Linked DNA regions of Homo sapiens: region 1 is linked to region 2. The links are chromatin loops, found by intact Hi-C in ENCODE. Cell type or tissue: endothelial cell of umbilical vein. All regions are shown on one strand. Each heading gives the region's core, and the rest is flanking DNA. Links, peaks and the distances in the headings are about the cores only. Region 1 holds the start of LOC105370547 (a long non-coding RNA gene). Region 2 has its middle 87 kb from the start of RAD51B-AS1.

The links. Peaks named below come from ENCODE experiments on the same cell type or tissue, not always from the same donor. Only the 100,000 strongest peaks of a DNase experiment are listed, where the experiment ranks them.
Region 1: a loop joins it to region 2, with 4 times the contacts of the local background. A loop is called at or near these places in 3 of 110 quality-filtered maps.

What each region holds. Positions count from the first base shown.
Region 1 is chr14:68,721,980-68,732,296 of GRCh38, forward strand. LOC105370547 (a long non-coding RNA gene) reads left to right here and starts at 6,044. Exons shown (of 4, transcript XR_007064227.1): 1 at 6,044-6,159; 2 at 7,829-10,317. RefSeq lists an enhancer at 8,757-9,310. In endothelial cell of umbilical vein, for the core only: no CTCF peak of the experiment used is centred there; DNase peaks (open chromatin) are centred at 2,132, 5,912 and 7,722.
Region 2 is chr14:68,593,693-68,604,009 of GRCh38, forward strand. It overlaps a transcript of RAD51B not described here. Among named protein-coding and RNA genes, the nearest start is that of RAD51B-AS1, 87 kb to the right of the region's middle. RefSeq lists an enhancer at 6,677-6,846. In endothelial cell of umbilical vein, for the core only: no CTCF peak of the experiment used is centred there; a DNase peak (open chromatin) is centred at 5,229; H3K27ac peaks cover 1,713 bases.

The DNA of each region.
Region 1 (10,317 bases), core at 993-8,992, 130 kb after region 2:
AGATTTGGAGTTCCCAACACCTCCATGCCAGTCCCCATGTAAGCAAGCAGGACTTTCCCACCCAACAATAAACGCCTCTCTCCCCTGCCCAATAAATATCACTGATGTGTTTGTGTCTTGTTACGCCACTGGGGCAGAGTAGTAAGCCCCCTGTTAAAGTCAACAAAAGCAAAAATCATCCCACAGCTTTTATCAAATACTAAAACAATTTTCACTGTGGAAAATTTCTTCTTAATAGGGAAATGGAAAATTACAGATATAGAATCATCCAATCTTAGAGCTGGAAGGAACCTTGGAGGTCATCAGCTGAACCTCAAGCCCACTGCTGGAATTCTTATTACAACATCCCTGCTGTCCTCTGCTTGAACGGTCCTAAGCCCGGGCCCTTTCTCAGCACCTCTAAGGAAGTTTTCCACCCATTGTTGGGTGGTTGTTAGACAGTCATTCTTATGTTGAACCAAAATAGTCCTTCTGGAAACTTCACCCTTCAGGCAGAGTTTGAATAAGTCTATTTCCTCTCCTCTGTGAGAGCTCTTTGAGTATTTTAAGGCTGTAAGCCTCATCCCCTCTGAGTCTTTTGTCCCCAGACCAAGCATTCCCACTGCCTCCAAATATATAATGATCCATTCTAAAACCTGGCGAAGGACAGGCATCAAGTCACTGGTGTGTGGTCTTCCTAATCCTTCTTTCCCTCGTCTTGAAAACCAGATCCACAGCAGAGATTGGAGCAGCCTACCCGCTCTCAGGGATTGCCCCAAGGTACAGATGATGCTTCTGTGAAACCTTTGCAAGTTCAGCGGTTGAGGGATGCAAGCCGTAAACTAACGGATGAGAGGTTTGTTTTTTTTTTAAGTTTTTAACAAGCTTGGGTATTTTTAGGAAATAAAAGTGACACTGTTGACCCCAATCTGGAATGAGCCCAAGCAGTTTTCCCAGGAGATGGGTGGGTTCTTGCTAATCCTGTTGCAAACTCTTAAGTATTTTCTAGGCACCCATAAGTATAGTACAGTATTATGTTCAGAAAACTGCTAGAGCTTCCTTAGTCCTGGTTTTATCCACCTGGGCAAAGTGGCCCAACCAGGGCAGTGAGGATGAGTGCATGGATACTCATACATGTACAATTCATGTTCAAGCCTTACCTGCTATGCTGGTGAACTAGCTGCTTCACCGTCCCACTCCCCACAGCCCAGAACGCAGTGGGTAGTAGTCTACTTGTGAGCAGGTGCACACACATGTATAGACACACATACAACCTTCCCAAGCACACGCACATCCTTGAGGGCCTTCCTATCAATACCCCCACTTGTATTCAGCTATCTATCAGGGGCAAAAAAAATAAACCAGGTCTCTCCCTGGAGGCGCAATGATTTTATGGTAGAGGTGCTTTTGAGCGGCCAGCAAAACAAGACAAAGGTCTTATTTGGTTTATCAAGCCTAGGTTAACCCATTGTTCAGTGGGCCAGGCAGTGTTAATCAGTACCCAAGCCTTTGAATAAAATCTTTGCCAAATAGATCTGTGCAGATATTCTTGCTACATAATGATAAAAGCAATACTTCTGGTAGGGAGGCAAAACCACTAAGATTTTAGGCAATAATTTTTCCTTGCTTACAAAACAGGGAGTAATGCCTACCCCAAAGATGTAAACAGTTTTTAATTCTTTGAAGGAGAATCTGTCACTTATGCTAAAACCAATTGCCAAAATAATGCTAAATGGAGCTTTCTGGAAAGAAGGTATTGTAAGTAAAAGTCCCAGAAGAAACCCTTCTCTCCAATTTCTTCTTACGTTCCTGTGCAAACCCACGAAGGAGGGAATTGCATGATTTTAAGACCAAAGTCCTCTGTTTTTAAAAATCATATATCAAAACTTGAGAATGCAAAAGAGTTCTAATTACAACACCCAGGGGAATGGTTATGAAATACCAATAATGGTTGATAAATGCTCAACCTATTCAATGAAACACATACACAAACCTTTGACCAGAAGCACGGACTTAGAAGGTCACCATCAGCATGATGAAAGCCTTGGAACACGCCTCTGACAAGCAAGAAGGGCATTAGAGACCCAGGTGTTTCCCCTTTGATTAATGCACTCTCTGAGAAGCCCAGATTGAGAGGGAGCTATACATGATCAACCTTTGTTTTGGAAACGGCTTTCCTTGATCTTCTTGGGTTATTGTGCAGCCCATTCTACAAGCCTCCTCCCATCCTCCCTCCTGGTTGTCAAAACAAGTCTGTGGGAGAGGCATTCTCAGGAATGTATGATGCTCTGTTTAATATGGAAAAATGATCCTTCCAAGGCAGGGGAAGAAATAAAGAAGCAGATTTCCTCCTCAGCCTTCACAATACAAACCCTCAAGGACACTGAGAGAAGGGTGGTTTAACAGGTGCATGAGGAAGATTTGAAAGTTGTGGCTCCTTCAGAAATTTGCTTCCCAGTTTAATTGTAGGCATCTAAAGGGTTAGGTCAACTCTAAGGATGATTCAAGTATTCCCTCTCATTTTCTTTTCTTTTTTTTTTTTTTGACGGAATTTCACTCTTGTTGCCCAGGCTGGTGTGCAATGGCATGATCTCGGGTCACTGCAACCTCCGCCTCCTGGGTTCAAGTGATTCTCCTGCCTCAGCCTCCCAAGTAGCTGGGATTACAGGCATGGGCCACCACGCCTGGCTAATTTTGTATTTTTAGTAGAGACAGGGTTTCTCCATCTTGGTCAGGCTGGCCTTGAACTCCCAACCTCAAGAGATCCGCCCACCTCAGCCTCCCAAAGTGCTGGGATTACAGGCTTGAGCCACCAGGCCCGGCCTAATTTTCTCCTTTTAAGTTTCTTAGAAAGAAAGGTGAGAGGCCGGGCGCGGTGGCTCATGCCTGTAATTCCAGCACTTTGGGAGGCTGAGGCAGGTAGATAGCTTGAGGCCAAGAGTTCAAGACCAAGCTGGACAACATGGTGAAACGCTGTCTCTAAAAAAAACAAAGCAAAACAAAATACAAAAAATAGCCAGGCACAGGTGGCATGTACCTGTGGTCCCAGCTACTCAGGAGGTTGAGGTGAGAGGAACACTTGAGCCCAGGGGGCGGAGATTGCAGTGGGCCGTGATGGTGCCACTGCACTCCAGCCTGGGCACAGAGCTTGTGACCATGACCCTGTCTCAAAACAAACACACACAAAAAAGTGAGAACTGTTTACCCCCTGCTTAGAGAAGGAAGGTTACTACTCTCAATGGGGATGGTTGAATTTTTCAAAGATTAGCATATGATAAAACAAGTTGTACCTAGTTAGGATTTTCTGAATCTCAGCCTGTAAACTTACTATGTGATCTTAATATTGCTGAATCTCCATTTCCTCATCTATAAAATGGGGCTGAAATCTTCCTCAGAACTGTTGCAAGGATCAAATTAGGTAAATGAAGTTCAAATTTAATTCTGATACCTGGCCCACGGCATCCAGGAAACAGTAGCTATTATTATGTAATTGACTGTTCTTTGCTTATTCATTCATAGACTACAGGGATTTTGTGCACAAGAATCAATATTATGAAAATAATTATTATGTAGATAGGCAATGCTAGATATCCAAGCATAAACAACTTAGTAATAAAGTGCTGAAATCCATGTGACTCTTGAACAGATAACACTTTCATGAAATCCGACTGGTAGATGTCTGCTGTGATATAATGGGAAGGGCCTGGGTTTCAAGTCTGACATATCTGACTTCCGGTTCCAGCAATGCTACCATATAGCACAGAACCGGGGAATCATGGGAAAGTTACTCAGAAAATAGCCTATAAAATTTATAAAGCATTTACATGCTTTTATTATTTTACAATGCAATATTTTCTTTTTGTAGTCAGTTTTAATTGTGAGGCCTTGTATTTTTTTAAATGAAAATTTAAGCACTCTTTCAAATTCTTTATCTTTAGAGAACTATATTATATAAAGTTTGGAAAACAGGAAAGAGAGAATAAAAGTCATAATTCCGCCCTCCTAACACAACCACCATCTTCATTGTGTATTCTCTTGCACTGAAAGCATCCAGAAGACCACACTGTGATCCTTCTTACCTGCTGTATTAGTCCACTTTCATGCAGCTGATAAAGACACACCCGAAACTCGGAACAAAAAGAAGCTTAATTGGACCTACACTTCCACATAGCTGGGGTGGCCTCAGAATCATGGTGGGAGATGAAAGGCACTTCTTATACGGCAGTGGCAAGAGAAAAATGAGGAAGATGCAAAGGTGGAAACCTCTGATAAAACCATCAGATCCCATGAGACTTATTCACTACCATGAGGACAGTATGGGGGAAACCGCTCCCATGATTCAAATTATCTCCCACTGGGTCCCTTCCCACAACATGTGAGAATTATATCAAGATGAGATTTGGGTGGGGACACAGAGCCAAACCATATTACCTGCCTTCCCTCCACCATCCTCTCAATTGTTTTACTGGATTTTTATCTGGCTAACAAAAACAAACAGGCAAAAAACAAAAACCACAACACATACACACACACACACACACACACACACACACATACACACACACACATACATCACATCACATGAAACAGAAAAAGGCAAGATTTAGACTCCATATAGCAAATGGATTTATGCTACGGCGTGGCTTTTATCCATTGTGAATGTGCTTCCTAAACACTTGGTTCTTGACTAATGTGAGCGTTATCAGGACAGGACCTGGAAAACCCTCAGTGAGTTTTCCCCCACCCATATTGAATCCCCTTGGGCCATCACATCTGGATTGGTGGTCTGTTGGATGCTATTCAGTCATGAGTTCCTAACAAGAGACCTGAAAAAAGGCAACCATAAAGAAGGGATGGAGGGATGAGTTGGCCAAGAAAAAATTGTCTGATGTGTCCAGCATATTTCTCTTTGGGAAGCCCAAGGCTGAGCATGGACCTCCATAGCATTAAGGAGAAAACAACCCAGCAGAAATACATCGTTTTCTGAAATATGTGGGAAGGGGACACTTAAGAGAAGTGAAGACAAAGCATGACACTGCTTCACAAAGAGAATAATAAAACTTGAAGCTCTTTGCCCCAAGAGGTACTTCATATGGACAGAAAATAAAAACAAATTCAAAGAGCTTTGGGTGTTGAGGGTTGGGGAGGTAGGAGTGCCAGATAAAATATAGGACATCTGGTTAACTTTTCATTTCAGATGAATAATAAGTAATTTCTTTTTTTTAGTTTAAGTATGTCCTATCTATTCTTTGTATACCATATCCTGTATTTTTTAAATGTGTGAGGTTTAAGGTATCTATTTTTAAAAATATCTTTATTGAGATACAACTCACAAATTTAAAAACGTACTCATTTAAAGTGTGATTGTGCCACTGCACTTCAGCCTGAGTTGATCTATTCCCTTCAAAAGCCTGTCCCCAGCATTCCTTTGTCATCTTCATTTTCCTTACAATGGAAACTCCATAGCTCTCTGGGTGTGGTAGCTCACACTTGTAGTCCCAGCTACTTGGGAGGCTGAAGTGGGAGGATCACTTGAGCTCAGGAATTTGAGGCCAGCCTGGGCAATATAGTGAGACCCCATCTCTAAAAAAAAAAAAAAATTCTTAGTTTCCCTTTTCTCCTCTCTCTGCCCTCTTCCCCTTCCCCCTACACTTTGACCTGCATGACTTACTGATGAATGATGAATGGAGAGGGATGGAAATTTTGTTTATCAGCTCTCCCAACACTGCATGCTCTTCCAGGGCAAATGACCGTGCTCACTTGTCTTTAAGTGCTTTTTACCTCCCTGTACATATTCTGGCAACTTCTGTCACTTTGGGGGTGAGGATTTCCCCATGGAAGTTCTGTGTGAGAAATCATGTTTAATGTGTGATTCTGTACAGATGGGTGTGTAGGAAATATGACCGGCATACGCACTGACGTTGACCCATACAAGTCTAGGCATCTGTTAAGTGTTTGGCCCTGTCCAGGAAGTAGCCGGGCCATAAAATCTGATATGGGGAGGAAGCTTGACCATGGGAGGGGCCCCTTCACAATAGATTCTGCAGGGACAGTGGGGGGAGACAGGAATGCTAGCTAGGCTGAGTGTCTGAGCAAATGTGGACAGCCAAAGGGAGCCTTGGCCAAAACTCTTCTCTCCTCTGTCTCCAGGAATTGGAAGTGTCCCACTGAGGTGTCACCGTGAGTCCATCCAAACCTTACTGAATTACTACCTCCATTTTAAGGTGTAAGGTGTTCAGAGAATGTTTGTGACTCAATAGTTCTTAACATTTTAGTTCTTCAATTTTAAGTGTGCCAGCTTATGAAATAAAACACATCTGTTAGCACATTGATTTTGGAAAATTTCCACTGATAGTTGTGAGGGCAGACACAGACGGTGAGATTATAAGATTCTTTTTATTCACAGGGACTTCTTAAAAATCTAGCTTGTTTTCCGTTCTCCTTGATGCCTTGTTCATGACAGGTGCTTGGCAAATATTAGTTGAATGGCTGAATAAATATATGTATGAGTGAAAGGCAGACATCAAAGTCTTCCTGGATGAGGTCAAGAGCAGCCTGGGTAGTGTAGCAAGACCCTGTCTATACCAAAAACTTTAAAAGGCATATCTGTGGTCCTAGCTAGCCTGTGGAGGCTGAGGCTGGAGATTGCTGAAGCCTGGGAGGTTGAGAGGCTACAGTGAGCTGTGATTGCGCCAACGGACGGCAGCCTGGGCAACAGAGTGAGACCCTATCTCAACAAACAAACAAACAAACAAACAAATCAAAAAAATGTTCCCAGATATTTGAGAATGGAATTTGAGATCAGGAAACAGGCCATCGTGTGAAAAGCCCCAGAGCAGTCATAGCTTTGCCACATAGAGTCTTGTGATTGGAACATGTCACTTAAACTCCATGACCTTCAGCTTCTGTGGCTGTAAATGGGAATCACCTCCTGCCATAAGTGGTTTTGAGAATCAAGTGAAATTTCAGATCTGAAAATGCTTTTCTGACTATAGGCTGCTGTATAGATCGAGGATAATCTGATAGCGTTCAAAACCCAGTGCTCACCACCTCCAACCTCGTGATCTTGCTCGAGTTAGTTAATCTACACAAGCCTCGGTTTTTTCATCTACAGAATGAGAATAATAATCACACCAACCTCACTGAATTGTCTTGAAACTTACATGAATTTATATGCACTCGAGAGCACAGAGGTGAGCTCACGTGACTTTCTCTTCCCTGGGTTGCCATCCTCTGCGTATTTTCTTTTTTTTTTTTTTGAGACAGAGTCTCAGTCTGTCGCCCATGCTGCAGTGCAGTGGCACAATCTCAGCTCACTGCAACCTCCGCCTCCCAGGTTCAAGTGATTCTCCTGCCTTCGCCTCCTGAGTAGCTGGGATTACAGGCGTGCACCACCACACCCGGCTAATTTTTCTTTTTTTTTTTTTTTTTGTATTTTTAGTAGAGACAGCGTTTCACTATGTTGGTCACGCTGATCTCGAACTCCTGACCTTGTGATCCGCCTGCCTTAGCCTCCCAAAGTGCTGGGATTACAGGCGTGAGCCACTGCACCCAGCCTCTCTGCATATTTTCTAAGTAGCTTGTTATTCTGCATTGCCCAGACTTGTTTCTCTGCCAACCCACCAGTCAGTAAGTAAATTAATTAGGTGATAAGTGATTCCTTGATCTTTTTATTATTACTATTTGGTTATGATGATTAAAGCAGATGGTCATCTGATTGGGCATAGGTCATGCATGCAAAGCAGCTGCAGTGGTATCTCAGGATTGTTTCCTTATCAGAGACCTGCCATCCAGGTGTTTCCTCATCTTAGGAGCCGCCCTCTAGGTTTCCTCAAATTGTGTCTTTCAGATGAGACCCACCCATCGGAGCCAGGCTTTGAAGGAACTGACCGCAGTGTGCATGAGGAAGTACTTCACGGTGATGACCCTCGCCACCCTCTCAGGAAAACACAGTGACCTCTCCCCCAACATCCCCTTCCCACTCCCAGGTCCCCCGGCAAAGGCAGAAGAACCAAGCAAGCCTTTCCACCAAAGCAGCCATGAACCCCATTCTCATCCTTTCCAAGAACTCTCTGCTATACCAGATAGGGGTTTGGGGTTCTGTTTTCCATTTTTTAAAAAAATCATTTCAAGACTCTTGAACAGTGTGTCGGTTTACACTATTCTATCTTCTTAAGCCACCATATCAACATATTCACTCTGCTTCCTTTCTTTTCATTTGGCAGATGCCACACTTTTAATGGCAGCAATAAAAGGTGTTTCTATCAATGCCAGGTGGGCAGCCCTGACCATCTAAAGCCTCGGAGAGGGTTATACCAAGTCTCCTGTACACCTCCGTGCTAGTGACAACATGTGGGGACCTCTCATCCCAAAGTTTTGGGACAAAGTCTCCCGTCCCTTATCATTTGTTTTCACTGAGGCTAAATGTATCTGTTCAGTACATGGATAGATTTTTAAGCTCCTCTCACAAAGTCTTGTGCTTGAGACAAAATCAGCCCAGGTTCTGCACTTTGTCTATATTTCAGCAGCTCTCCTGCTTGATATTAAAAATAGCCTTGTCTAGTCCATCGAGATCAGACCCAGGAGACAGGCGCCTGCTATTCTAATCTCTGCTTCACAAATAGCTCTCTATGGGCTCAAGCATCTATCAACACTTCCAGGGGTCTCCAGTTATAAAACAGGGCCAGGCCTAGTCACCTATAAAGGTAGGCTCTGCTTAACTCCCCTGAGCTGTCCATGAGGTTAGCATGAGGCCTACAACAATCACATTTCTACCATGGACCAGAGACTTCCAATGGTGACTCAAAACTGAGAAGCAGTTAAGAGCATCCCCCACACTCAGGGTATCCTGCATTTCCCAGGCCAGAACCTACAAAAGGTTCCCTTGAGACTCAAACTCAAGCAGCACTGGTAAACAGGCTGCCCCTCCCCGCTTCTTCCCTCCTCCTGCAAACCACCCCCCATCCCTCACTTTCACCTCCCTTCCTCCCCAAGCCCATCTTGTACTCTGTGAAAAACTGTAGTCCCCTCAGTTGCCAAGGGAACCAAGCCTTTTATTCCATCCGTGACTAGCTGGTTGGGCTGAGGAGTGGGGCAACAACTGGTACCCAGGCCTTTGGAAGCCCAAGCCCTCCCTTTTTCCCAAAGGGGGAGGGGTGGGCTGCACCCCCCGTTGCCTTTTCACCCAAACCCAGCTGGGTGGGACCGAGCCCTTGGGCTCTCAGGAGCTCCCTGGCTGTGGGCTGGGGAGATCAGTGCTCCCCAGGCCCTCCTCTGGCCCTGGCCCTTTCCAGAGGACAATAGCCTTCATGCAAGGGAAAATTCCATCGCCCAGGGTTCAAGTCTCCAAGGAGTTGCTGGGGCCTCTATTTAGCCTGGAGTGGGCTCTGAGGAGCCGCTGCAGCTGCCCGGCTTGTTTTCCCCCTCGCTGTGTTTTATTTTTAACCCCTGAGCTGCCAAGGATTGTTTTTCCCCAACCAGTGCCTGGGAACTAAGGGAGGGAAGAAATAAGGCTTTGTTCCCTTTGGGGAACTAATTGGGAAAGACAGGCAGTGTGGCCAGCTTGGCTCTATTAGGGTGTGGGGCTCCCACCCCTCACTGCACAACATCTTCACCCCAATCCATACCCAGGAGGCTGGGAGTGCAGAAGTGCCCCCCAGGATGCAACCAGAGGCCCGGGGGCTGGTGGGAACGCAAGTGCAGCTTCAAGACTGCAAAGGCAGCTCAGAGCCACTTTCTTGGGCTCCGAAGATATTCAGGAAATAAGATGTTGGGAGCTGGAAATGTCTATTTTTCCCATTTCAACCCCCCCCAAACTAACCCCTGCTTTTCTCCTGCTGGTGGTGGTGGTTGTTGTTTTCCAGACCTGCATAATGAACTCTAGAAGAAAAGTGAGGGAACTCAAAAAAGTAAGAAACCAGAAAATAAAGACATTATACTTTTAAACACTAGGCTAATCAATGGGAAACACCCAGCAACCCCACTTATAAGTTTACTCCGTAAAAAATATTCCTTATACTCAGAAATTTAATTTCATTGCAAATCAGCTAGGAATTAATGAAAAATTTCTTCCACGGCCATTTTATTTTAAGATCAAATGGATTCCAGATAGGGACCCATTAAGAATCTAAGGACCATTTTGATCCCGTCTAGGAACAGAGCAAATTTCTAAGGAATCACCCACTTGCAGCAAGCCAGCACATTCAAGTTAGGGCTGTGGCATATGACACCCAGTGCGTTCAAGTAAAGACTGCTCGTCTATTTACCAAGAATATTTGAGAAAAGAAAATGCCCCTGCCTGGTGGACAATAGCACAAAGCATTTCTCTGTACCTGGGCA
Region 2 (10,317 bases), core at 1,267-9,266:
ACTATTGTCTAATTATGGGCACAAAGAGAGGCTCCCACTGTCTGTGCAGCCCCTCAAATCACCCAGGGAAGAAATATTGGTCTATTCCCAGCATTCCCTCTGTCAACTCCCCAACCTCAGTCTCTGGCTTGGAAGAAAGACGGCTGGGAAGGGGGATGGAAGGCAGCCATGCTCTGTTGCAGTAAATCTTTCCTAGAAGAGGAGACAGCTGAGCTCATCAGCCAGTGTCGGATCAGCTCAGAAAGAATCCTTTCCAACTCCCAGAAGACCCCTCAGCGGCTTGGGAAAGGAATGGCTCACTGGGGCACTTTGTTTGTGTATGTGGGCCTGTCAGGCTGGGCAGGGGTGTCTGATGACACATTAGGACAGCTGAAAAGAGAGGTGGGACAAAAATGTTTGCCCAAGGGCAGTCTTGTGATTCCCCCACCCCCCGTGCTCCCCACCCCCACACGCCTTTGAGAGCTTGTTCCAGGACTTTTCATATGCATTTGAGACCACAATTTCCTCTCCCAGAAACCCCATTAAGCTATGAGTGAGTGAGGCGGTGGGGGAGAGAGAGAGGAAAAGGAAAAGAGAGACAGAGCAAGAGAGAGAGTTTGTGTGTGCACACACGAATACTTCTTCCCCACCCGCATTCTTTTGCACATGTCTACCGTTATGTACATTCCTATGCCATACCCCTTGAACTCTCCATCAGGTCTTCCTCAACCATCCTCTTCAGGAAGCCTCAGGGCCTCAGAGAAAGGCAAAAGGGCCTAGACTTTGACTTCCTTTTTTTTCTCTCTCTCTTAGAGACAACATTTTGCTCTGTCACCCAAGCTGAACTGAACTGGGCTCCAGAAATCCTCCCACCTCAGCCTCCTGAGCAGCTAGGACTACAGATGTGCCACCATACCCAGCTAATTTTTTAATTTTTTGTAGAGGTGGGGTCTCATTATGTTGCCCAAGCTGATCTCAAACTCCTGGCTTCAAGAGATCCACCCACCTCAGCCTCCCAAAGCGCTAGGATTACAAGTATGAGACTTTGCCATTCCAATGAGAATTTTGTCCTTAGCAATCTCATCCAATGGCCACTGGAGATGTGTGTAGGGCCACAAGAATGAGAAAGGGGGCAATGGAGTGACAGGTGACCTGCTCAGGTGCCCCTCCCCAGACCAAATGTCCCAGGCACACAGCCCATGCCCTCCACCATGGAGTACATTTTCTCCCTGGCTTGCTGCTGAGCTAAAGGACCAGGGACGTGGAAACAGGAGGTGAACTAAGGCACCCCGCCACCCACTGTGGCAGCTTGAATTTCTTGAGGCTGAGACAAACTAGGATCCAGTAGCCTAGATTTTGCCCCAGTTTCTCCACTGAGTATTTACTCAGTGCTCCTGAGCCGATGCCTTCCCCTCTGCCTAGATGAACCACAGCATTTTGGTAAATGCCTCAGCATGTTAGGAGCGCTGGAACGTTTATTCTCTTCCCTCCCAATTATCCACTCTAATGGAGCAGAACACTTACATGGAAAATCCTAAACATGGAAGATGATTTAAAAATGATTCACCCTGGAATACATGCTTCCAGTTGCTTCTACAGGTTTACCTTGCTAAAGGCATTTCGCTTCCTTTGCTGTTACAATAAGCTTGCCTGCCTTGAAGAAAAGAAGACCAGGGCCAAAGGGAAATCAGTCAAGGGAGCCTGTTTTGTCTGAAATAATGCATCCATGAACAAATGAATTGAGTATAACTGTCTTTTTACATCAGTGTTTCTGTGGAATTAAGAGAACATCCAAGGCCACTCCTAGCTTGAGTAGATTAAATTTGTCCTTGTGTTTGGAGCAAGGGTTGTGAAGTCTGTCTGGCCCATCAAATGACCAATGGCTTTTAAGGAAGGACTAAGTGACTTATGACCAGAACAAGGGAGCAGCCTGAGTCAGTCTCCCCAATGTCTACATTGTGTTATTTATACTAGCAAAAAAATAGACACAACTAAATGTTCGACCATATGGTATTGGTTAAATTAACATCTATACGATGGAATACTAGATGGTCATTAAAATTATGTGTCAGAAGAAGGCTTAATCTCATGGGAAAGTGTTCACACCATATTATTAAAGAGAAAAAACAGATTATAAAGCAATATGCATACAATGTAGTAGTTCTGTAAGAAAAAAGTATTATGTGCATTTTAACTGGAAAAATATGTATAAAAATGTTAACAGTGCAATCTCTGGGCAATAAGATTATACTTGACTTTTATTTCTTTTTTGGAATTGTCTTTTTTTTTTTTTTTTCAAGTTTCCTCCCATTAACATGCATGTTCCCAAAATCAGGGGAAAAATACATTAAGAAAAAAAGATTATCTGAGAGACCAGCAGATGTGTTTCCTGTTTCTTATCCCATGTCTATTCTCCATTTTATATTGGAGATTCAAATTCTTCAGCCCTTTCCACAACAGACACTTCTGGGGCAAGAGGCACAGAATATCTGATATCCTAAACAACACCACCAGGGTGAATTTCTCACTGACAGTAACAGCTTTGGAAAGGTTTTGTTTCTACCTGGCGCTGGGAATTAATCGTACCCAAACTTTTTTTTTTCTAATCAGTAATGAGCATCTCCAAGGGGGTCCTAGAAGGGTTCCAGGGGTTCATGGAGGACAATTATAAACCTTGACAGCTGCTCGGTGGGTTTTCAACCATGGGGGTGATTCATCCCTTCTCGTAAGCCTTTTCATAGCACCCTACGCTCAGAGTTTTGAAAATGTGACAAAAAAGAAAGGGGCTGGGGAGAACAATGGCCCTTCTCCTTTTATGGAAGGATGATGAAGGGAATTGGGAAGAGCAAAACTAAGGGACTAAGACAATTCAGCTTTTTTTTGTCTGGCTCATAGGACCGTGTTCCCCATAGAGTAATGCCCAATGAGTGGACGAAGGGAGTAATAAATGAGTTCATAGAAGGAAACAGCTGGGCTGCTGTAAAAGCTCCTGCAAAACAGATAGGCCTGGCACACGCCATTTCTGTCACAGGTTTTAAAGAACCTATCTAGCTTTCAGCTACTCCTCATCACCATCTCCTACAGAAGCAGAGTCAAGATCATGTCTCTTCCCATCGTAAGGAAACAGCACTGCGAATGTTCCAGCTGTCCTGAAGTCACTAATCCCGTCAGGGGCAGACATTGGCAACACACCCAGAAGGTGGTGGGGAGTGCAGCTGTCCTCCTGGCCGACTGTTCCAGCCGGTCACCTCTGCTGCTCCAAGGGTGCCACGTTACCTAATTCTGGTTCACGGTGAGATGGCGGCTTTTCTCGGCCAGCTTGTCCTTAGAAAATTCGTTCCCTTGTTGTATTGGAAAATTCCTCTTGTGCCTGTCATTGCACACATCAGGAGACCAAGGTTTCCATTTTCTCAGAAGAAATTAGCCAGCTACTGTCATTGACATGAAGCCTGTTCCTGGAATTTTTTACTCCTCCTCTTAAAGGCATATTCTGGAAGAGGCAATCTGAGAATGGGGCCCGTGCTCTCCTACAGCAGAGAAATAAACTGAGGCTAGGCCAGGAGCTGTGCACCGTCTGGGGGAACCATACCCAGTGGGGAGTGGCCAGATCAGTCCCAACACTGAAATTGTTTACTGTCATCCACTCCTGGTTGTTAGGGGACATTGAGGATGACAGGATAGAGAGTAGGGAAGGAAGGACCAGCCAAGGAACATTTTCCCTATAAAATGAGACTCCCACCCTACTCCTGCCCTTGTTAAGACTTCATACACTATGGAATACTATGCAGCCATAAAAAGAACAAGATCGTGTCTCTTGTAGGAACATGGTTGGAGCTGGAGGCCATTATCCTTAAGAAACTAATGCAAGAACAGAAAACCAAATACCACATGTTCTTACTTGTAAGTGGGAGTTAAATGGTAAGAACTTATGAACACAAAGAAGGAAACATCAAACACTAGGGTCTACTCATGGGTGGAGGGAGAAGAGGAGGGAGAGGAGCAGAAAAGATAACTATTGGGTACTGGGCTTAATACCTGGGTGATGAAATACTCTGTTCAGCAAACCCCTGTAACACAAGTTTACCTATGTAACAAACCTTCACATGTACCCTCCAAACCTAAAATACAAGTTAAAAAAAAAAAAAAGGACACAGATGTAAATTGACCCTGATGGAGAGAACTCTACTCTATCCTTGCCAGGTCACAAGAAGGTGAGATATTTACTTTTCAAATGATTGATGCTGAAATGGAAAGGACTGTATCTCGGGGGCACAAACCCAACAGAGTAAATGAAGATCCTACTGCTTCAGCTCCTGGGATTTGTTAAAGTGGGGACCAGCTTAGAAAAATAGACGGCCGTCCTAGAGACCCATGGCAGTCTCGGTCTGATTTTAAATCTAAATTCTCAAGTACAAGTAGCTTCCCAAGAAGAGAAAGCTACTTCTACATAAAGAGGTGGTATCAGTAGGAACTCCTTAAGCCTTACCTTTTTATTATTGATGATGATGAAGTGAAGCTTCCTGTTGATATCATTGTCAGACCAAGCACAGCACACCAACTCAAACCTCATTCATTCATTCATTCATTCATGTGTCCTTTTAACAGACGTCTACTAGACACCTTGTGTGTCCATGAACCAAATACCATGCTTAAGACCAAGGATTCAGAAATGTGTTAGCTGTCATTCCCCCTCCAGGAACTCTCAGCCAGGAGGAGATGTACTCAGGGAAAAGGAGAAATCACAGTATAACCATTGTAAAATCCTTTCTGATAAAATCGCAGAGTGTCTAATACTCCTGTTCCACATACATAAAAAGAAACTAAAGTGTAGAGAAGGGAGGAAAGTCCCGAATTTAGTGTGTAGCAGATCCAGGAGTAAAACAAGCATTCCTCGGTCTGGGGTAAATCCCACCGGGACTGTGTTGAGACCCAAATTCCTCTGAGTCCACGGGCCCCTTCAAGTCAGATGAAATTCCAAACAAGCCAGAGCCTAGCTGAACAGTTCCACGGTGCCGGGCTCCAGTGTGTTCTGGAAGGTTCTCGTGGGCTGTGCCTCCAGAAGACGGAGGCGGGGAGGAGCCCCACAGGCCCAGGGCAGTGTCAGGTTCCCCCTTTTCTGTCAGCAGGCATGGAAGAGCCTTTAAGAAAATGGAGTATTATTATTATTTGTTTGTTTTTACAGTGACTCAGTCTGTAGTAACTGGGTTAAAGTCCGCTTTGAGAAAAGGAGAACAAAAGACCTCCTGTTAGTGCTGGAAGTTTGCCTCTTAAGATATCACTGAGAGGAACTGGGAAGAAAAAAAATCCCCAGCAGGGCAGAGGAAGCTGCAGGCCTTCAGGAACACAGCAGCACTTTGGAAAGGAAAACACGGCCGACTTTCATCTCCTGCGCCGTATCTGAGCTGGCCGCTCCCTTTGCCGCTGCTTTATGGCCCACTGCGGTGCTGACCGTCGGACATCGGCCAGTACCCTATTCCCACACTCTTTGAACACAGGGGGCTGCCAGGAGTGGTGGTAGTGTGGGCATATCTCCATAGCCAACCAACCCCAGGCTGAGGAGGAGGGAAAGGATGTTGCCATACGAAACATACTACGTGCTGGACGTTATTCTAACATTACATATCATAACTCATTTCGTAAACACCAAGGAGGCTAGCATCCTCCTTCTCCAGCCACAGCAGAAGTTGCGCAAGGTGGAAATCTGGCCCTGCCCTGTTTAGGAAACTCATTGCAAGTAGAGGAACCGTGGGGTGAGTAGGCTCCCAAATGGGTAGGACCAGATTGCTAGGTGGTCTCTTCCAGGTTGCAGACTCAGGCCATCTGACTCTAAGACCTAAGAACTTAATCCTACTCTCTTCAAATGAAAACAGAAAGTCAGAGGAAGACAAGAAAGTTTTTCTTCTCACGACCTCCCATCAGATCCGCCCCATCTACATTAAACTTGTACCCGTGTCCTTCATCAATCAGCTCAGTGGAAATGTTATTCTCACCCTTGGCCACCCAGATCAGGAAATCGGTCTGGACCATGAGTGACATGCTGGTGTTGGCCTTCTTCACCATAACTATAAGAAGCTGGAATGTTCCCCTCCAAGGCTATGAAAGAAGGATGGAGACAAGAAGGAAAAGACAGAAATTCTGTGAAAGTCTCAGGTCCTTCCTCCTTTCGGAACCACTTCACATAATCCTCTTCCTCCCCAGGGGCTCCCGAAAGATTAGGCTTCACTTGCAGGTCCCAGGCCCTGGTCCTGCAGAGTGGTTGGGCCTTTGGGGTCTCTCAGAGAGCCTAATCATTCTGTTTTCTGAACAAGTCATAGTTTTGCTGACTTCTGACCAAACCCCCATCGAAACCCAAGAGTGGAAGTGTGATTGTGGTCATCTATACCCTGTCCCCCTACAGGACTCCCTGTCCCACGGGATGCAGCAGGCAGGTGTGGGAAAGCCTACCTGATGGCCGAGATCATTAAGCAGCGGCCCTCTGATTTTCTGTACAGCTACTCAGTGACTTGGAAGGGATTCTTTGCACTAACAAGCAGTGCCTCCACAAACAATGAGTTGAGGGGAAAGACTCAAAAGAGGCCGATACAATGCTGTTTGGGATGTTTCTCCCTTTGGCTGGCCTCAGGGGACTGGGCCCGTCATGTAATCACTGGAGATTTAGGGCCTAATTAAACTCTGGCATTGGGCCAGCATGCTGGTGGCCCCTTGAGTTTCCCATGTCCACCCATGTCTAGGGTATTAAACTCTAGACTGGGAGTGTGTACTGCTTAACTGATCCCACAGGAGCCAGCCCTCATTATCCAACAGGCTGGGTATTGGCAGCCCACAGGGCTCGGCATTGGCAGGTGCAGTCCTGGGGAGGACTGCATGCCTTTAGGTTAACGGTCCCTACATCAGCACCCGCTGGGGCCACAGTAGAGGGCTTTGTGGATCACCTCTGCCATTGGGACCCCTGGCATTTCCTTCCTTTCATGGCCTGATAAAACCCAAGCTCTGAGAGTTAGCAAACTGATACCCTTTAATCATGCCTTATATTTATAAAGGCCTTTGTCCAGAGAACTCCAAGTGCTCAAAAATGTCAATTAATTCACTCTCCCAGCCTCCTTTAGGGAAAAGCTGGTGGCAGGTGTCATCATCATCACCAGAGGTGGCCAAATCATCTTCTTAGTGGGCTGTCCTGGATATTCTTTGTGTTTAAAGAGCATTTTGCTTCTGAGCACATGGTTGGGTTTTGCACAGCCTGAAGCATAAGAATTGAGGTATTTCCTTACTTTACAGCTCTAGAGAATTCTTGTGTGTGGGTACCCGTGAAACACAAACTGAGTGCATGCTTTCTTGAGTTTGGAAATTTTGTTATTGTTTGGTCTCAGCATTTGCTGGTAGTAAATAAGTAAGCAGAAGTAAGCTGCTTAAGTTCCCATGTAGTCCAAGACAGAGCAGACAAAAGACCTGATCCCCAAGCCCCACACCTGGCCCCAAGATCCCTCTGGGATTATCTTGCGGCCACTCTCTGAAGCCTTGGACCCTGTAGTTGATCTCATAGCCACGTCTCACCAGTAACTTTTTTTTTGGTGGGGGGGTGGGTCCTGGCAAGAGATGGGTGATGTAGGAATGGCCTAGCTGCAGAAGGAGGACAGCCAGGTAGGACATCTGCCTGGCTCACCTCCTTCCTGGCCACAGACTAGCTTTGTGACCTTGGTTGGCAGCGTCATTTTCATGTCGGCTATAGTTTCCATGCCTATAAACAGAATGATGATACCTGCCACCAACTTTTCCCTAAAGGGGGCTGGGAGAGTGCATTAATTAATGTTTTTGAGCACTTGGAGTTCTTTGGAGAAAGGCCTTTATAAATATAAGGCATGATTAAAGGATATCAGTTTGCTAACTCTCAGAGGAAGTACTTAATGGGATCAGGCCTGCATATGTTGATGACTGAGTTTCATTCTTCATTCAGATCTGCACAGGGCTCCCATCACTCAGCTCTGCCGCCATTCATGTAGTATTCTTCTGTTCTTTCATTTCTATATACTCATAGTAGGGGGCCCACAAATGCTGCCCTCCACATGCAGGCCCACTACCTCCCCTCCCTCTTGTCAAACCCAATGGCTTTTCCTCACTCTGCATTTTCCTTGTCCTTTCTGGAACATGACACTGGTCACTACCCCTCCTCACCCTTGAAAGTCTTATTCTGTCATTCCCACAAGCCCAACAGGTCTAAACTGAAGTCATCATTGACCCCAAACCAATTCCCATCATTACTGCCCTATTTCTCTTCACCATTCTCATGGGCCTGGATTCCAGGTCTTCCTCTCCACTGCCACCCCCTCTGTGCAAGCCTTATTGTCCCAACCTGCTTGGTCCTTTGAAAAGCCCATCCCTGGGCAGAAATGGGATGTGTATGTCCCTAAACTGCCCCCAAAGACCTCTCTGCACTGTATTTGACCTCTGGCCCTCCTGTTCCCTAACTGGCCTTGGTCTCCTGCTCCCTTCCGTGGGCCGCTCCAGCTCTTCCCACCATGTGACCTGCCTTCCTGCTTGTCCACCTTCCTGTCTGGTCCCCAGACTCAGTTTCTACTCTCCCTCCCAGCAAGCTGGGACACACAAACATAGACATATGTTATGTTCACACAAACATAGACATATGTTCACATACCCCTCCCAGCATCCTGACTGGCCCAGCTGACCTCCCTCACCCACTCTGAATAACCAGCTCTCCCTCCTCCTGCCTTTGTCCAGTCCCATCTCTATTACTCAGGGCTCTCCAGAGAAACAGAACCAACAGGGTTGGATGCGGATAGATGGGTGGGTGGGTGGATGGATGATGGATGGATGGATAGCTAGATAGATAGCTAGCTAGATAGATAGATAGATAGATAGATAATACATGATAGGTTGATATTAGATGATAGAAAAGCAAATAGAGTTTAAGAAATTGGTTTATGCAATTGTGGAGGCTGGCAAATCTGAAATCTGACCTCAGTCTCTTCTCTTAAGGCCTTTGACTGATTGGACAAGGCCCACCCACGTTGCGGAAGGTAATTTGATTACTCAAAGTCTACTGATGGAAATGTTAATGTCATCTAAAGAATACCTTCACAGCAACACCTAGCCTAATATTTGACGAGATATCCGGGTACTATGACCTAGGCAAGTCAACACATAACATTACCCATCATGCTTTTCATCTGGTCAGCAGTGCTCGTATAAATCTCCTGAAACATTGCTCTCACCACAATGCTTCCCTGCTCCAAAACCTAAACACCCATATGCCTGACATGCAATAGGGACAGGTACATATTTGTTGAGTGAATAAATAATGAGGAGCCTTTGGGATGGGCTACACTCTGCTCAATGCAGCAAACCATTTTGAGGGCCTAATGTCTGGAGCTGAGGATATGACTATCAAAGCTGCCCTTACGTGTTCCTCTCCTCTCCCTCTAGTGTCTCAAGGCCAGAGTCCGAACCTCAGACATCTCTAATCCCCCATAGTACCCAATGGAGTGCCTTATATGGATTAGGCCCTCAATCACTTGTGGGTTAATTTTATTCTCTTTATTGATCCCTATATCAAATTTACCTGAAATATTATAGGTTTTTAGGGCGTCACTTATGAAATCATAAACTGTAGTGCCAAATCTGCTTCCACTTTTGTTTTTAAGGCACACATGCAAAGAGCTATTTCCACAATCAGGAAGGGTGGAAATAGCTCAGAACACTGACAGTGGTCTGTAGGGATGGGTGGCTTCTATGGGATTTTTTATACTTTTCTGTGTCTTCCAAATTGTCCTCTGTGACCACGTGTTGCTTTTACAACCATAAAACATGTTATCTGTTTTTTTCATTTATCTTTTCGATTTGGGGGTCTGTTCTCAGCTCTTTTTTGGGGTCCCCATCATGCCTCCTGGCTTCCTTTTGAAAATAAGGCAACCCGAGACTTCCTTGTAAAAGTCTGTGAGGTCATAAAAGGCCAAGTTAACTGCAAATGGTTGTTCTGTTTTAATTCTGTTGAAGTGTCAGGTAACATGGACTTATAATAAAAGCACTTGGGGAGTTAATGATTACTGCTGTTGTCAAGCTGTCCCAAAGACAGAGAGGGAGCCTGCACACGCCGCGTCTCGCCTTGGGCCGCTCCTTCAGTGTATCCAGCCCTGCGGCCGCGCTGGCCCCCTGTCCGCATGCTGTCAGGCTACCTCCGTGCCAGACGACCAACACCCAGCCACAGTGGAAATGACTGTTCCTTCAACTTTCTTCAGCCCCTGCCTGCTGGGGTCTCCGGAGGGAAGCGTTCACTCTAGCCCAAATGAAACAGAGCTCCAGAAAAACCACAGTGGAGGCCACAGC